2 separate regions of the Homo sapiens genome follow, and region 1 is linked to region 2. Evidence: chromatin loops called from intact Hi-C (ENCODE). Cell type or tissue: mammary epithelial cell. All regions are shown on one strand. Links, peaks and the distances in the headings refer to the core of each region. The heading gives the core; the rest is flanking DNA.

Region 1 (9,318 bases), core at 475-8,474, 160 kb before region 2:
AAGGATTCTTCCTGTTTTTGGCTCCTCCTCACACCCTCACCTTCAGCACTACCTGATGCCTCTAGTTTCTGAGCTTTTCTGGAACTCTGTGGGGTGACCCCACCTCTTTTTGTTTGCTGCTTCCTTCTTAACACATTTAATTTCTGGATTTGTCTACTCTGCCTGCATTCAGCTCACTTCGCAGCTTCCAAAAAGGTTGTCATCTGTCTCTTTTATTGTCATCTCCTGTTTTCTTTCTTTTCTTTCTTTCTTTTTTTTTTTTCTGATGTATGTCTTTTATTTCCTTGACTTTCATCTTACTGGGAGTTTCTGGAGAGAGCTGGGCTAAAAGTATGTGTCCAGCTCACCATAGTGACCTGGAAGTTGCTTATTCTGTTTTGCTTTACAACAATAGAAAAGTTAACATATTCGTGTATTTCTTCAGAATTTTTAAACAATGTTGTTCTTAGTTCCTCTTACTTCTAAAGGACTTTTAAGAGTTTTTTTAGGTATTTCATCTTTCCCAATTCTCTGTCTGTGACCAGGGGTGAATTGGTAATTTTACATCTTTTTTTCAAGCATTCCAAGTAGAGGAGGCACCCCCTGTGACTTCCAGTGGCATTCTGCAGCAATTAAGTCGCATTCATTCAGCTCATCATTTACCTTGCAGCCATCAACTCCTTTCAAAATATCCCTTTGATTGTCAGTAACTACGGACGTGAAGCTGTGGGTTTCTTCCAGGAACAATGCTCTTCTCTGTAGCCTGTGTTCTCCCAGTTTTCTGGGAAGCCCTGAGACTTGTCATTCTCCTAGCAGCTCAGATGTCATTCTCCTCAAACACCCAGATTTCATTTAGCACCAACGAGGTGCTCAGTCTGGGATTTCTGAGGGACTGTCACTGGGGAGAGGCTGTTGCTAATGAGGTGCAAATTGGCAGCAGCTGGGGAGGAGCTGCTCTCCCCCTCTAGGGCTGGGCCCCAGGGGAGGAGGGGAGGGTTGCTCTGACATTTTCAGAGGAGGTTGGTGAGGGGCCGAAACTAGAGACTCCTCACCCTTTAGCAAGGCCTGATGCCGGCTGGGGGAGGCCCTTGCGTCTTGCTGAGAGGCTGGTCTGGTCTCACACAGCCCCACCTCCAGAGTTGCTGCCAGCTGGCTAATTTCTTGGCTGCCTTTTCTGGCTGGCTTTACTTGCAAGCAGGAGAGGCCATGATCAGACACGGGGTTTTCCCAGACATTGGAGAGACAGCTAAGAAGACCCACAGCCCCCAGAGACACTGTCCTTGGGATTGGTGTTCTAGAAGGTTATGAGGTTGGGGTTTGGTGGTGGAAGAGGGGTTACTGTAGCAACTGTTGAAACAAGAGAGCCCATCCATCTCCCCCCAGCATTTGCCCGCCTGTTTTACATGGAAGAGCCTCTTATGCATTAAACTGTTCACCTGAGTGCTCCCACCAGCTGCGCTTCTCTGCTTCTGCAAGGTGCAGGGCTCTCACAGCCATTTTCATCTGCAAGGGTCTCTGCCAGAGCTGTGGCAGAGTTTTCTGTGGGATGAATCAGAAACTATGTTCTGATGAAGAGAAAATGGAGGGCAGTGGGTGGATGTGGAATGTCAGTAGGTAGTTAAGTGGCTTTTTGTCTCCTGGTCTGTCTGACAAAGTGTGCTGATTGGGGCCTCCTGCTGTGAGATTCATTTGGGTGATCTTGAGCAAATCTCTTAATTTCTCTGACTTTAGCATCCTTCATCTTTTTTCTCTGTATCTCATTTTTTCTAACTTTTTAAGGAGCACACTGAGTGCTAGCCTAGATGCAAGGATGAGTGAAATGAATAAAATGCAGTCCCTGTCCTCACAGAACTCACCTTCTGGTGGAAGAAGGTGGACATATGAATAACATAGACTTACACATGATGAGAAATGCACTATGTCGAAGGCATGCAAGAAGTGTCATGGGATGATGAAGGAAGGGGCAACGATGCTCTCTGAGAGGGTCAGAGAATGCCCTACAGCGGTAGTGACATTTGAACTAGTTGTTGAAGACTGATTCTGTAGGGGGACAAGGAATAGTAATGGAGGTTTGAAAAAACATGGTGTATTCTAGAAAAGACAAGTTGTTTGTTGACACTAGCATGCATGTGCAGGATGAACTGGCAGGCTGTGGGGCTGGCAGTGGACTAGGTCAGATGATGTAGAGTGCTTGCCATACAATGAGTTTGGATCTCACCTTCTTGGGGATGGGGAGTTGTGCTGGGCTGTGCAGAGAACCATGATCAAATATTTGCTAAATGAGTAGGCTGGGCCATATGATCATTTAAGATCCCTTGTAGTCTGGCTGGGCGCGGTGGCTCACGCCTGTAATCCCAGCACTTTGGGAGGCTGAGACGGGCAGATCACAAGGTCAGGAGATCAAGACCATCCTGGCTAACACGGTGAAACCCCGTCTCTACTAAAAATACAAAAAATTAGCTGGGCGTGGTGGCGGGCGCCTGTATTCCCAGCTACTCAGGAGGATGAGGCAGGAAATGGCATGAACCTGGGAGGTGGAGCTTGCGGTGAGCCGAGATGGCGCCACTGCACTCCAGCCTGGGCGACAGAGCGAGACTCTGTCTCAAAAAAAAAAAAAAAATTCCCTTGTAGTCTGAAGTTCTTGGATTTTCTGTGTGGGTACAAAGCTGTGGGTCTGGGAACACAGCTTCGTTGAGGAGTGTTATCTGGTGTAACGTCTGTGAGTAGGTGTTTAAATGTGGGCTGTACTCAATAGCTATATTAAGAGGTAGCATCAAGCAGGGAGTGGAGCACCAGGTTCCCAGTTAAGCTGGAGTTTAAATATGCAAGTCTTGTTTCAGCCTTTGATCGTGCTTTTGACCATGGCTAAAGCACTTAATCTGTCGAAGAGCCTTAGGATCATCACCTGTAAAATGGAAATTTCCACTTCTGTGCAGTTGGGAGGGCTTTTTGTAGAAGCTTTATTTGACAATGATTTTTCTGTTGCTTAGGTCATTTGAGGGGAAAAACATTATTTTAAAGTTTAACGTTATTTCTAATTGTCTTAGGAACTATCAACATACATGGAAATAGAAATTATCTGTGTATTGATTTGTGTGTAATACACTTATGCTGAGTTTTTCCTGAGTTTTTGATCCATAGATAGATAGGAATCTGGTGGGAGTTGGAAATATGGGCAAAAAATGGTGGGAGGGCCAGGTGCGGTGGCTCACGCCTGTAATCCCAGCACTTTGGGAGGCTGAGGCAGGTGGATCACCTGAGGTCTGGAGTTCAAGACCAGCTGACCAACATGGTGAAACCCCGTCACTACCAAAAATACAAAAAATTAGCCGGGCATGGTGGCGCATGCCTATAATCCCAGCTACTTGGGAGGCTGAGGTAGGAGAATCCCAGCTACTTGGGAGGCTTGAACCTGGGAGTCGGAGGTTGCAGTGAGCTGAGATTGCGCCATGCACTCCAGCCTGGGCAAAAATAGCAAAACTCCGTCTCAAGAAACAAACAAAAAAATTGTGGGAGATGGGAATATGTGCCAAAATGGTGTGACAGGAGCTCAGTTCATGAATGTACAGATACACAAAGCTTAATGGTCCACTTGAGCCATCTGAGGAGTGCACTTGTGTGGTTGATGACACATTTCTGGACTCCTAAATATTAGTTTATGCTTATTGAACTTTTGACCTAGAGGATTATTATGGAATGGAATCACATGATGAGCAGTTTGGACCAACTTCAGAGCAATTCTAAATCTCTGAGTTGCTTGTTTGCTTTCGGGTTGGGTGTATTTCCTTCAATTTTGTCTTAGAAGGTTTTTAGCTTGGTAGCCTGCCATCTTCTCAAAATATTCCCAGTTAGCTCATCTTTGTAACCAAATGGAATAAACGGTTTCTATATGATTCTCATGCTGTAAGACAATGTCATTGATAGTGTGTAGCCAAGTAATGGTGAAGCCAATAAGAATATTCAAAATATGGAGCAACTGGTACTGGTTGTGGATGACTGATAAGTTCGTACTAGTACATAGTGTCTGATGTTAGCCCCTGCTGTGGCTAAGAAGGCCTGGGACACATATGCATAGGAATAAAACAGATGTGGCATATTAAAGACTGGGTAAGAACGGGTAAGAAAGGCATGGGAAGGTACCTTTTAGCATTGGCCTCACTCAGATACAGTTTGCATTCTCTACATTCATAGGACTCTTATCATTGAAATAATCCACTGGTATCTGCAGATTGATTTTCCAGTAGGAGTGATGGTCAGTGTGACCTACCAAATATCCTCACATCTGGTCTGCAAGGGCTTTATTAATCACTAGTGAAATTATGACCATGGTCTGTGACTATAGGACTGTATTGGGGGAAGGTGAGTCACAATTCGACAGCAACAGTCTTTACTTGTTCTATACACATAAGAAAAGTACTCATTGAAGAGTATGTTTTCCTCATTCTGAACTCAAATAAACACTTTGTTATTATTGAATGTACGTCACTTATCACCTTTAGTATTATTTGAGAGTTATAGGTATATATATCTTGTGGCCTCTAAATAATTGTAAAATCCTGAGGGCAAAGTAGTTAATTCATTCAATAAATATTTATTAAGCACCGAGTATGTGTCAAGCACCTACTGTGTGTTATAGACACTGAATACAAATGAATTAGACAATGAGACACTTTGAACTGATGACACTTTGAATCGAATTGATGAAAGGATGATGGGGAATTGTTCAGCTGAAGAGGGGTGGGAAGGGTCTTCTACAAAGGTCAAGAGGTCAGCATAAGCACAGGTATGGCCATGGGAAATGACTTGGCTGATTAGGAAATAAAAAGCAAGTTGGTAACCGAGAAATATAACATGATCAGTTGGGTCAAGAAGTGAGACGAGAATGATAACAGTGTTTATCACTTAAATTGTCATTTTAGTGTTGCTATTCAGTGAGGGAGATTTTGTCATAACTCCTGGGATGCTACTGGCATCTAGTGGTTAGAGGTCAGGCTGCTGATAAACATCCTGCAATGCACAGGATGGCCCCTCACAACAAAGAACTCTCTGGTCCAAAGTGTCATTAGTGCCAAGGTCGAGACTCCCTTCTTCGGATCTTTTTACATTTGGATTGCATCATTCAGGTCTTAACTCAAAAGTTCCTTCTTTAGCAGCTTCCTTACTCACCCCCTATTGTCATATAAAAATTTGCCTCTCCTTCTCTGTCACTCTCTATTACAAAACAATGTTTTTTGTCTTTATACCTTTTGATACCATCTAATGTTATATTATGCATTTGTTTATTTTTATTATCTGTCTCTCCTCTTTTAAAATATAAGCACCACAAGGTCTTTGATTGGTTCACTGCTGTATCTCTAGAGCTTAGAATAGTGTGAGGCACATTGGAAAATGCATGGAAAAGTTCAATATATGGGTGTTCTGAGTGGAAGAATGTGGTAAGTTGGACATAGACTCTGAGTTCCTGGAATAATCACAGTAGTTAACATTCATTTTTACCATTGATACTAGGCCCTGTTCCAAGCATTTTGCATGTATTAACTCAATCCCCAAAACAACCTCAGGGGGTAGGTATCTGATTATTTCCATTCTACATATGAACCAACTGAGAAAGAGAGTTATTTTCCCAAGATGTACATCTAGCAAGGGGCAGTGTTCAAGAGGTAAATTGCCCAAGGTGATCTTGTGTGTTTATTCACACATGCTTTTTGTGGCTATTAGTCTGAGAATGCTATGGGGAGTTGGGGGTTAAGTGACTTGGGAATTGGATTTGAGGGGTTTCAAACAATGCATCCAAAACATAGATGGACGGGAAATATAATGAACTAAATGTTGGTCATATCGCACTCAAGGGACCTGTGAGCCATCAAGGTGAAGGCTAACATGAAAAGGATTCTCTCATTCAAGAGAATGGTTTCAGATGAAGTGTGGAATTTGTAATGGGAACTGAAATCAGGAGAGCAGACTTGATTATTTAGGGACAGGTTGATGATGGGAACAGACCCAGGGAACACCCTGACATCACAAATATATAAGGGCCTATAATATAATATAAAAGGGTACCCATAATGAAAATAGAAAGAGCAGTAGAGTCACATTTCAAGTTCTGCTTTGGGCACAAGCTTCTATCTAAAGTCTCTTTTCTCCCTTGTAGAACTAATCTTTTCTCTCTCTGTTCTACCTACAGTATTTTATATTTTCAATGTATTAAGTGACATAAGAGAGGTGTTAGATAATAGCTAGTACTACGAGTGTCACCTAAGCCCGTAAACTTCCACAGGCCTACATCTTCATCTTTGTTCATATCCATGTCCCTAGCGTGAACATCCATAGCTGACATCTAGTAGTCTTTCAATATTAATAAATAGATGATGTTGAATATGTGAATTAGAAAATGTTTATTGGGAGAATAAATGTATCATTTCATTAGAAAATTTGTTTGTAACCCACATCAAAAGAAGAAGAAGAAATGTGTAGATCAGTGAACTTTTCTGTTGTTTTTTCTATTTCAAAATACACTCAACCCCCGACTTCTTAGGCAAGCCATTTAGCTAATTTCTGAAAGGGAGCAGCTAATCCAGCACCAAAGCCTGTGCAGAAGCTGGGCCAGCAACTCAAATAAGATGATTTTCTGAGAATGACCAGCCATGTTGGCTTCACATATGGAAGACGAGTTTCTGAATTCTCCCTCCTCTCGGGTGGCACATGGTGTCTTCTCTTTCTAGCTGCTCCAGGACGAAGGAGGGGGGATGAATTTTTAAAAGATTCAGGGGAAGGAATTCAGGTTCTAGAAATATCCAAGAAAAGTAATAATAAAACCAGTAATTCTACTTTTATGAGCCAAAGGTCAATATTATTTAGTTTTTTTTTTTATTTTTTCCTGGGAAGAAAAAAGAGAGCTGATCTTTTGGGTAATTATTGATATTTCCATGTTTTCAGCAGGATTCAAGTTAGCCAAGGAGAAGCATAATCTTTCATTATCCAAACTGGAGATGTCTTGAGTAATCCAGTGGCAGGAATTGCTGCTGAAGGAGTGTATTTTCTTTTAGTTCATCTGCCTTTTTGACCTAAAACCAGCGTACCATTTTTTTGTTTTAAAATATACGTGATATACATACATGGTTTGTCTACCTCTGGAATATTTATAGGCTCATATTCCTTTCTATACTTGTTCTCTAGCGGGGGTGCTTATAACATTTAATAATACTTACAGAGTCTGTTTCTTAGTCTCATTTCAAACCTCAATGTTTGTGCCAGGTTGTTTGGAGCAGCTCAAGTCTCTGAGGTTATTTTCCCAAGATGTATATCTAGCAAGGGGCAGTGTTCAAGAGGTATAATACCCAAGGTGATCTTGTGTATTTATTCACACATGCCCTTTGTGGCTACTAGTCTGAGAATGCTATGGGGAGTGGGGGATTAGGGGCCTTGGGAATTGGATTTGAGGGGTTTCAAACAATGCACCCCAAAACATAGATGGGTGGGAAAAATAATGAACTAAATGTTGGTCATTTAGTCCATTATTAGCCTCAGAGAAGCTAGAAGCTCTTAAAATATTCAAGAGTATGAGAGATTCAACCCTTCGAAGAGAAGAGGAGTTGATGATGGAATTTGAATCGTTTTTTGGCATTTCTTTACTTTATAAGAACACATGACGGTGTTCCATTCCAGTGCAGAGGAGCTGTTCTTAACTCTTAAATGGAGAGCCCTGCTGTTAGAGAAAAGGCTTCGTGAAGGCTCCTGTGTGTGGGGTCATCCTACTCTCCGGGTGGCTTCCTCCTCCCATTCCTCACCTTCATCCATCACTGTACTTGCACATCCATCCTTTCATTCTGCTCTGGAGATCCTTTGGAAAGGGAGAATAGAAAGGACAAACCATTGATCGATAGAGGCAGTAAAGCTGTCCTTTGGGGTTTCACAATATGTCCTGTACTATTTTTGTGTTTAGCAAAAATCCATTTTGCCTCATTATGAGCCTGTTTTCCCTTGGGCTTTCACTTCTGAGATTATTTCAAGGGAAATTATGTCTATATATTAGTCTCATTTGCCCACATCTCACTCAATAACTATTAGCGTTATTAGATATCCTGAACCAGGAAGCTGCATTTTGCCAGCACTAAATGCAGCTTGAAATTCAAAGATTCAATTTGGAGAAAAATCACTACATTTGAGTGGGTTAAAATCTTGCCAAAAATGCATTTTTCCATCTGTCTCATGGCAAAAGCTCTTTTAAGATTTGAAATTTATAGCTAAGGACTTCCAGTCATCTTTGCAAAGTGGTCTGGAACTAGAGAATATGATAAGACTGGAGGTACTTGGGAGCATTCCTCTGAGGTGGAGGAAGGAGTTGACATCAGTTTCTTTCTGTTTTAAGTTTATTGAATGGTGGACATCCTCAGTATCAAATGCTGTGAAGTCAGCACCAGCACACTCAACACCCAAGGGGGTGGTTCACAAAGTGCATCCATAGCCCTGCCACGCCCAGTGTGACATGACTGAAAGTGATGATCATGGTCACTTTCATTCTTTCTTCCTGACCTGAATCTGCCTGGGAATATGAACATTGGGTTCATCCTTACTGACCTACTCTAATACATACAAAGAAGGCTGTCAGCTTGCCAAACCCAAACAAGAAATCAGAGGCCAAGTCAGGAGTTGGTTTTCAGCCTCTTCACTGATGTGACCCAGGAGAAGTGATGCTCCCGAGAGTGACTGTCTGCACTTTGTCTTAGCAGTGCTGATGAGACCAGTGAGCACTAGCACCATCACCAGTGAGAACTGTACCTGGTCCCCCTAAGTCTGTTCCTGTGTGGGTGGACCCTGCCTCTTAGGGTTGTTCCTGGTCTATTTACTTTCTTTAAACAGAGGAACTCCCTTCCTTCTGGTTGCATATCAACTTGTGTCTCTGGCATACTTTCTCAGGGTCATTGTTTGGGGCTCTGCTCTGTTGACTTCTTGACCATTTCTGCTGTTCTCGCAACTGATGCTTTCTGTACTTCGGTGCATTGTGCAGCAATGATTTGAGAGGTTCAGTCTTCTCTCTTACACATATAAGACATCCTGTATTGTTATTGCCTCAAATATGACTATATACCTAATTAGTATCACACAAAGGCGCAACATAGCTTAGTGAGTAGAACACAGGCTTTAAAAGTCAACCTTCTTGGGACTAAATATTTACCACTTTCCAGGTCTGTGGAGTCAGGCAAGTGATTTAAAATCTCTTGGCCTCAATATCCTTCTTTGTAAAATAGAGATATTAGTATAGTCTGTCACATAGGGTTATTGTGAGTGATGATTAAATGAATTAATATATGGAAAGGGCTTGGAATACTGCCATTTATG
Region 2 (9,318 bases), core at 419-8,418:
TCTCCTACCCTTTCCCGTCTTTTCCCCTTCCCTCTTTTTCATCTTTATTTTTCATCATCTTTCCCATCCTTCCTTTCCTGTTTTTCTCCATCAAACTCTCTCAACTCCCACCAGATATTCATTGTTACTTAGCAGAAATCACATATCTTGCTCAAAGGAAGAAAAAAAATAGCTTTCTTGGTACATATAGATCAGGGACTTAGGCAAGGGAGGTAGTTGGGTGGGATAGGATTCAATATTAATCTCTTTATTAGGGACAATTGTATACTCTCTACCACTGCCTGCCACTGATGCCTCTGTCCTCCTCAATCCCCATTCCCTGCTCCAGTGGTCTAAAGCTGTGACAGTTTTTCTCCCTTGCCTGCTATGAGCTGAAGATTGGTGGAGAGCTGTCACTACTTTCAATGCCAGCAGGGCCTGCAGCATGGGAAATATGTAGGATGTGTTTTCTCTTATAACCACTGTATGGCTGCTGGTGAGATCATGCCCACCATCCTAAAACCTAGCATATATATTATTGTGTTGTTATTTAAGTAAATGTTGGTCATGTTTTTATTAGAACAGTGTAATATAATGGACTGTGATCTATACTGTATTCCATATTGTCTTAGTTTAAACGGATATGTTCCCCCCTCTGCCCACCCCGTACCACACACCTACAAATAAGTTTCTTTTGAATACCAACACCAGCAAAATCAGGAAACCCTTAGTAAGGGTGCTTAGGTGCTGTTTGATATTTAAGGCAGTAAGCTCAACTGGCCTTTAAATTCATTGATGAGAGCAAATTATTGTTTTTTAAATAATTTTAATTTTTAAACATGTTTCATGTTCTAGGCAATATTTGTTTAAATTATGTTTTTGTGCTAGGTTCTATAACAACTGTGTCCCAATGTAAGGAATAAGAGGTAACCTACTGAATGCTTCTTTTTTGAGATGGAGTCTCGCTCTGTCGCCCAGGCTGGAGTGCAGTGGCGCGATCTCGGCTCACTGCAAGCTCTGCCTCCCGGGTTCACGCCGTTCTCCTGCCTCAGCCTCCTGAGTAGCTGGGACTACAGGTGCCCACCACCATGCCTGGCTAATTTTTTTGTATTTTTAGTAGAGACGAGCTTTCACTGTGTTAGCCAGGATGGTCTCGATCTCCTGACCTTGTGATCCGCCCGCCTCAGCCTCCCAGAGTGCTGGGATTACAGGCATGAGCCACTGCTCCCGGCCCCTACTGAATGCTTTTAAGTGACTTTTCTTGGTTTAATTTATCACCTTTCGTAGAGAAGTAAGCACTGGCTCATATAAGTTATTTGGGAAAAAGTGAATATTTGTAGTATTTAGAATGTCCAGATTCCTGCATCTTACCTTTGTGTATAGCTGGGAACTTAAAAATGAAAAATTGCAACCTAACTAAGCACAAAATTCTAGGTGTTTTGGGCAATTTCTGTCCGGAAGCTTATTATCCAACTACTTCAAATAACTTTAACCAGTTGAAATGTAGTCATACACCGTGAAGTCAGTGATTAAAATTTCCGATTTGCTAAAACAGTTTCCCTCAATTAAGGAACTAAAAATCTATTTACTTTTCTACTATGGCAAAAGACCTGGGACCTTTATTCAGAATTTATTTACTTAATTTTACATATGATTGTAAACTGTAATTATCTGATTTCTCAGATTAAAAGCTGTTGAGAAGCTGCCATTTAGGAAATTGAGAGCAACAAAAGACAGCAACACTGACTCAAAAGGAGCTCTACCCAAACAGAAGGACAGGAAAGAGAAAAATGACTGTTCTTTGTACAGTGCATCATGTTGTAGTCTTTATGAAGAAAAATTTAGAATATGGTTTATATATTCTGCCTCAAAAGGCACATAAGTTCATAATATATTTTAAGAGGATCTTTTAAAAATCAATATAGTTCAGTTAAAATCAGTTTTAGAACTTACAGCACTCGACTCCATATATTATCATCTGCGGAACGTTGCACTTCAGTTTTTCCATATGAATGATGTTAGTGCATTTACATGACGTTCCAGAAGGCTGAGAGATAGCATATCTTAATGCACCAGTTCTCAAATTCTTCTAGCCCAGATCCCTTGTGCAAAAGATGTTTTGACTCAGAATCCTGATTTGTAAAACAAAGGAGGAGGCATTGCATTTCATTGAATGCATGAGGCTTCCTGAGTTTTCTCCGCATCTTCCTTCCATCTTCAGTGACTTTCGTAACAGACTAAGAAATCCCTGGAACTCCATAGAACTTAATGCAGAGCGTAGTGTCAAGCACGAAGCTAGACTAGGACAGGAGTTATTGGCAAGGAGGGAGGCTTTTCAGGCATCCTTAAATCACAGCCTGTAAGTGGTTGCCTACCTGTGGTAATATTGCATTGCTTATCCACAATGTAATTTACTAGGAGTTTCATGGGAAATGAATAGACTAAAATCAACTCCAGTTTCCTTTGTGTCGCTATAACTCTGATTAGCAATGTGACTCAAATGCCCCATGCATTTTCCACAGGTGGTGCCAAAGCAGTGATTCGCACCAGGATATCCATAGGAAACAGAAGGGAAACCATGATTTGCTTATGGGTGCTCTACCCTGTAGAGCAAAATAGAATTTTTTGATTGTCCTTTTGATTGCTACTGCTGTGTTACTACGATTACTACTGTATGTTTTCTTGTTCCTCCCCCTCCTTCTTTTTCTCTTCTTCTTTTCTTTTTTAGTAGTAGAACAAGACACTGTTCAGTAGTGTAGCTAGATGCTTTGGTTTCTTTTATCATTGTTATGTGCAAAAGCAATTGTCAAATGTATTTCATGTGCTACACCATGTTCTTCCCTCAGGAAGAGGAAATCCGAGAGTGATAAAAGCATCTGCAAGCAGAATAAAGGAATCTCAGTCAGTGGATTTCTTCTACAAGTTTCATGGCAGCGGTACTGCAGTGTTTTAGGTTCTTTGTTGGTGGCTGATAATGTGTAAATACCCCATGTTGAATGAATGCAGCTGTCCAAGACCTATGAGGCTGCATTTTCTTTCCTAATCCTACCCCTCCAAAGTGGTGGTTTGCAGCTCTTCAAATCTCTGGCCGCAGCAATGCTTTATTTCTTCTCACCTACCTGACACAGTTGACTCAAAAATTATACCTCAGCAGGGGAAACCACTCCTCGGAAGGGGAAGGTTGCCAGCAATCTCTAAGAGGACAGGAACTCAGGACCTTTCACACTTGGATGCTTTGATAGCCCATCTGACAGACAGGCTTAGTTATAGTACATTTCTTTCAGGCTCAAACACAGAAATTATTCATACAAATCCTCCTTCCAGTCTGTCCTTTATAGAGAGGGCTGAACTTTCCTATCTTAGATCCTGCATGACACTGGCAGTCATGAAATGTAGATTCTGCTCATTCATCTCTCTCCATGCAGTCCATTTTTTATCATTAGAGAAAAAGATAAACTTTAAAAAGTTTTATTTCATTATAATTTTAAACTAATACTGACTGTCAGAGAGGCCGAATTGTGTAATGCTTATAAGCATGAGCTCTGAAGCCAGACCACTTGGCCCTGCTGTGCCTTAATTCACTGACCTTGGGCAGTTTTCTCATCAGTGAAATGGAATTAAGAATAGGGCCTGTTTCATAGGGTTGTGAGGGTTAAGTGAACTACCATTTGTGAAGTGCTTATAAGAACAGATAGCAAATACTATATTCCTATTAGCAGCGTTTCCTGCTTTTGTTGCTATTCTTATTATTGTTTCCTGGGCGTAAAAGCTGAACTTGCCTTCCTTTACTTCTGGAAGATTTGGGCAGAAACCGAAGTAACTTAGTCTAGACTCATGCCTGGGATAGAAGCCTAAAATGACTGGCCCCTGGAAATCTAGACTCTTTGGCAATAGGGAAAGAATGCCTGTTTTCAACTTAGATCTGAGTTTGGATGTTGGTCTTGCCCCTTAGCTACTTGAGTGATAATGTAGAAAATATTTTAAAATGGAAGAGAATAATGCCTATATTGTAAGGTTCTGAAACTTAGAAATGACAGAACAAAGAGCCAGTTCTTGTTATATGCTCAAAATATTGGAGCTATTATTATTATTATTTGAAGAGACAATCTAGCCCACCCTAAATCATGCAGATGTGGAGCTACTTGGTGAGTGCAGAGACTGTTGATAAAGTTTGTCAGTTTATTCAATATTTAAGATGAAGTTTTAAATTTGCTTTGTAATAGAAATAATTACAATGTTTGCTGTATTTATGTATTTATTATATATGCCCACTTTAATACTAGGGAACTCTTCAGAACAGACTGTTAACATTTCTTTTTTGTCTTTTGAATTGAATATTGTAGAAATCAGCTCTCAGGAGGAAGTGTGCAGTCTGTAAAATCGTCGTCCACACCGCCTGCATTGAGCAGCTAGAAAAGGTAAGAGCGCGCCCCCTGCTGCAGTTTTGTTACATTGCAAGTATTTGGTCTTCAGAGGCCCGGTGTAAATTTCCAGTTCCAACTTTTTGAAAACAATGCCCTTAAAAAAAAGCTGGAAGTCCAACATTATTACCAGATTACTAATGGAAAGACAATGTTTAAGGGTCGTTCACTCTCTTGTTTGCTGAAGTGTAATTTGATATCATTTTACGTTGACTCTTGGGAAAAGGAAGAACACAGTTAGATGGAAAAGCCTGGTGTGCACTGATTCTCTTATTATATCATCTCAGTTCAAGCATTACTATCCACCCATAGGCTGTTCCACAAGCTGTTTAAGAAGGAAGAAGTTCTATAAGCTGTTTATAATTGTTGTTCACATATATCTGACTTGTGTGGTTTACGTCTTCCTAAAGTGCCTGCAAGGGAGCGAGCCACGCTGGAAGCCGGCTCTCACTCTGCTGGGGCAGTGCTCCTCCTGTTGCTGCTCAAATGTGTGGGTGGGGCTGGAAGTGACATCCCGGTGGTGGTGTGCCTCCAGAATCAGTGGATTCGGCAAAGTCCATTTATTTGTCATTTAGGGGATGGGAAAGGCTCCAATAGTGAGTTGCCTGCCATCCTCTTTCCTTTCACACTTCCCACTACATTTTAATGTGTGTGTTTCTCTGTGTATTATCTATGTTCTTGAGCTGTCATGGGTAAATGCATTGAAATATTTTAGTCCCCCATGACATTCATGTAGTTTCACTGACATGACCAGTTGATCCTAGCTGATATCTTGTGGCAATGACTACCAACATGTTATCTTAATATTTTCTTTTCTGCCCCAACTTCACTTACTCATCTCTGCCTTCATTCTTTTGCTCCTTTCACTTTATCGAGTAGCTAACCGAAATGTCAATGTGCCTACTAGGAGACCTCCACATCTAAAAGAAAAGCAGTGCTGAATCCTTTTATAAAGAATAACTCTGGGCTGGGTGTGGTGGCTCATGCCTGTAATCCCAGCACTTTGGGAGGCCAAGATGGGTGGATCACGAGGTCAGGAGATGGAGACCATCCTGGCTAACACGGTGAAACCCCGTCTCTACTAAAAATACAAAAAATTAGCCAGATGTGGTGGCACGCACCTGTAGTCCCAGCTACTCGGGAGGCTGAGGCAGGAGAATTGCTTGAATCCAGGAGGCGGAGGTTGCAGTGAGCTGAGATCACACCACTGCACTCCAGACTGGGTGACAGAATGAGACTCCATCTCAAAAAAAAAAAAAAAGAATAACTCTGTTGTCTTTGAATAATTGTCATAATACTAAAAAAACTCAAGTTTATATTTTCTACTTTTACAATCAGAAACCCAGCTGGGTAGTTTAAGCTGCCAGTATCTTTCCTCTGGCTCTTTCTTATCTCAGTTTCTCAAATTTATGGTGTAAGAGCATTATCGTTTAAAGATACTTAGATTTGATTTGTGAGAATGAAGGAAAGGGGTTGGAGATATAGAATCACCTGGGATCTCTGTTGATTATCTAATGTGATGATTTCAAAAGACTAAGAAGAGTATTATTCCTTGTTCTTTGGAGGTTTTGCTTTTCAGTCTCAATATCTGTCACTGTTTTTTTTTTTTTCAGGTAATTCAGTCTAGTCTGATGCTTATCTCTAATATAATATACTTTTCTTTTTGAATGACAGATTAATTTCAGATGTAAACCAACATTTCGAGAAGGAGGCTCAAGGTCACCAAGAGAAGTGAGTATTTCAGAGCTTGATTTCAAGTATCACCTTTGATTTCTCATTGATTCAGTGGATTCATAGATATTCACCAGGGAATAAAAAATAAATTCTATCTCTTTCTGTTGCATGCCAATTTTTTGTTAACACATCAATAAGCACAATCAATAAAATCTTCAAGTCTTTTCAACATGTGCACACTGGACTTTATTCTCATAAAATGTACTGGGGAGTTTAAGGTCTTACCAAATGAACCAGAGACTAGAGGAAGGTGGTAGTGATAGAATTGAAGGGGTAAGAAAGAAATAGACTTTTATTACTTATTTATTTGGAGACAGAGTGTCGCTCTGTTGCCATGTGTTCTGGTTGATTTTAAGTGCATTTTTCAATTTTGAGTGGGTATAAGCCATTCATGGGGCAGCACAGTAACTGGTTATTCCTATGAGCCCTGGAGTCAGACGGTCTGCTTTCAAAACCAGCCTTGATGTGTGTGATCTTGGGCGTCTCACCTAAGCTCTCTAAATCTCAGTGTTTTCATTTGTTAAGTAAAAAATAAATACATCATAAGCTAGAACTATATTCAGTTCTCAGTCCCTGACCCTCCAGTCTGGTCGTGAAGATAAACAGGTAAAGAGGAAGTTAGAATGAAGAGTTGTTACTGATGTGTTAGTGGGAAGCAGAGGTATGACAAGAGGAGACAGCACTTATTTGTTCACATTTTATTTAGCAGAGACAGCAAGCACAGTTCAGGCAAGAACCCTCCTGTGTTATTCTGGACAGTTAAGCTCCAGGCCCAAAATTGCACTCCCTAATCAGTGAAACAAAAGCCTGCAATGAACAGAACCTGTCCTCCTAGAATGTAGTTCAGCCTGCCCAGCAGTCACTCACTGCCTCCCAAACATTAGCATCTTATACGGTATCCTCCTTAAGACAAAGTCTGGTAAAAATGATTTCTGATAAGCATACTTTCTCAGGGAGACGAGGTTCAGTTCCACTTACAGATTTACCCCTTGGAAACCTCCCCAGCTGGTCTACTCCTCAGATCAGCTCTGTGTAGTAACAAATAGGAAAGAGAGGAGAGGGGTCAGAGAAGGGGCTTCCTGGAAGAGGCGGCAATTAAGCTGAGACCTTAAGGAGCTAACTAAGTTAAGTGAGAGGAGGGTGGTTAGGAGGTGAGTGGCAAGAGCCTTCCGGATAGAAAGAAGAGCACACAAGTCCAAGTGAGAGAGGGTGTACTGAGTAAGACATGAGATCTGAGATAGCAAGAGCTGGACCCTGAAGGTCCTTGTAAGCCATGCTGCAAGTTGAGTGTTTTATCATCAGGATAGTTGGGAGGTGAGCATTAAACTACTTTAAGCCAAATATTGTTCAGGCTGCAGCGTGGAGGAAATACCATGCAGTTCAAGAGTTGGAGGCATAGAGACAACTTTCAGAAGCCATGCTAGTAATCTAGGCAAGAAATAATGGTGACGTGAACTAAGAATAACGTTGGTAGATATGAGTTTGAAGGAAACAAAATTGACAGGATGTAGTAATTGATTGGATTTTGGACACAAGAGGAGCCCAGACTAAACCAAGCTACTGCTAAGTGCGCGCACGCGCGCGCACACACACACACACAAACACACATACACACACACACACACCTGAAAAACTGATTAGATGTTGGAAAATGAGTTGATTTGAGGATGGGCTGGGGAGGTAATGAGTTTAGTTGTAGAACTGTGAAGTGTGAGGTATCCCTGTTGTCCTCAACTGGAGATGCCCAATAGAAGGTTGAGTGGGTATATGAGTTTGGAGCTTATGAGGAAGACTGGGCTGGAGGTCAGGCATTGTGAGTCATCAGCCTATTTACACAGTAATGAAAGCTGTGGGAATAGATGAACGTGGAGAGTGGAAATAGGAGATATCTGAGAATCACAAACATTTAAAGAGAGTTGATGAAAAAAGACAACATGAATATGAATGCTATAATTGCTAGTGACAATGCAAAAGGATTGGGAGAACATGTGGAAAGAGAGTAGGTTGGGATGGAGGTTGTAGAAAGAGAAAACATAGTTGTCCCCATCAGTTGTCTTCTCCCATTGTGTTTGTGCAGCATGGCAGCAATAGGAAGGTTGTGGGCCATGCGCAGGGTGAGGAAAGCAGGAGAAGAATGATAGGGCTGTGGTGCCTCAGTGCCACCCAGAGTGCAGACAGTGTGGGCCAGAAGGTAATTCAGTGGTGACTCAATTGAAGGAGGTGCTTTATTTAGGAAACTAGAAGGGGTTGTTTCAAGTTAAGATGGAGTTTATGACTTTCCAACCAGGGGATTCATATACCCACCTTTAGCTTCCTGCCCTCCAATATGTATCTCTCTCAATTGATAGGTCAATGTGGAGGCAGGGGAAGAGAGAAAGAGAGACAATTTTAATCGTGCAATTTTTCTAATACAAGATGCTTTTGGTTTTCATTAGTCTGTACCACTTCTCTGAAGCTAGACCTTCCATAAGGGTTTTGGATATTCTCCCTTGTCTTCTTATCAAGGACTTGAAATTCCTTTCTTTTATATATTTTCATCCCCTCATTTCTAGATAATTTCTATCAGCATAAACACACTCTAATAATTTCTATCTTTAAAAAAACCCAAAAACATTCCTTAGCCACAAACTGTGTCTTACCTACTGCTCTAATTCTCAGTTTTGTGGTCACTGCCAAGCTTCCAGAAAGTGTTAACTATATAAATTATTTTCGGTATGTCACTTTCTAGTCATTGTAACCTGTTCTGATCTGATATCTACTCTACCCATTTACTGAAATTGCTTCTTTTTTCAGTGTTGCCTATGATCTCCTATATGCTAAATGTATTAGGTATTATTTATTTTTCTGTTCTTTCCTTATCCAGTCTCTCAAAAATATTCAAGATACTACATATTCCATCCTTTTTGGAATGCTCTCCTCTCTTGGCTTCTCACATCACCCTTTCCTAATTTTCTTCTTGTTTCATCAGATGGCCCTTCCTATTCTTTTTCATTGCTTCCTCCCCCAACCTCTGCAAATCCCTCCGAGCTTAGTTCTTTTCTATGTTCTCTTCCGTCTGCCCACTCCTGTTAGAGGAGCTTATCCAGTCTCATGGCTTCAAATACCATGTGGGCTGACAACTCCTAACTTTACATTTCCAGTCTGCCCTTCTTGGAGTTCCACTTGGCATGTCTTTTGAATGTAT

Evidence for each region. Hi-C counts contacts between places; a loop is a spot of excess contacts. Peaks named below come from ENCODE experiments on the same cell type or tissue, not always from the same donor. Only the 100,000 strongest peaks of a DNase experiment are listed, where the experiment ranks them.
Region 1: a loop joins it to region 2, with 6 times the contacts of the local background. A loop is called at or near these places in 5 of 110 quality-filtered maps.

Annotation. Positions count from the first base shown.
Region 1 is chr7:137,812,595-137,821,912 of GRCh38, reverse strand. The region is part of intron 1 of DGKI (diacylglycerol kinase iota); the gene reads left to right. Among named protein-coding and RNA genes, the nearest start is that of DGKI, 30 kb to the left of the region's middle. RefSeq lists enhancers at 1,082-1,131, 1,157-1,937. In mammary epithelial cell, for the core only: a CTCF peak has its summit at 4,967 (motif pointing left); no DNase peak of the experiment used is centred there.
Region 2 is chr7:137,651,545-137,660,862 of GRCh38, reverse strand. It overlaps DGKI (diacylglycerol kinase iota), which reads left to right. Exons shown (of 33, transcript NM_001321708.2): 4 at 4,323-4,397; 5 at 6,075-6,131. Among named protein-coding and RNA genes, the nearest start is that of DGKI, 190 kb to the left of the region's middle. In mammary epithelial cell, for the core only: a CTCF peak has its summit at 4,409 (motif pointing left); no DNase peak of the experiment used is centred there.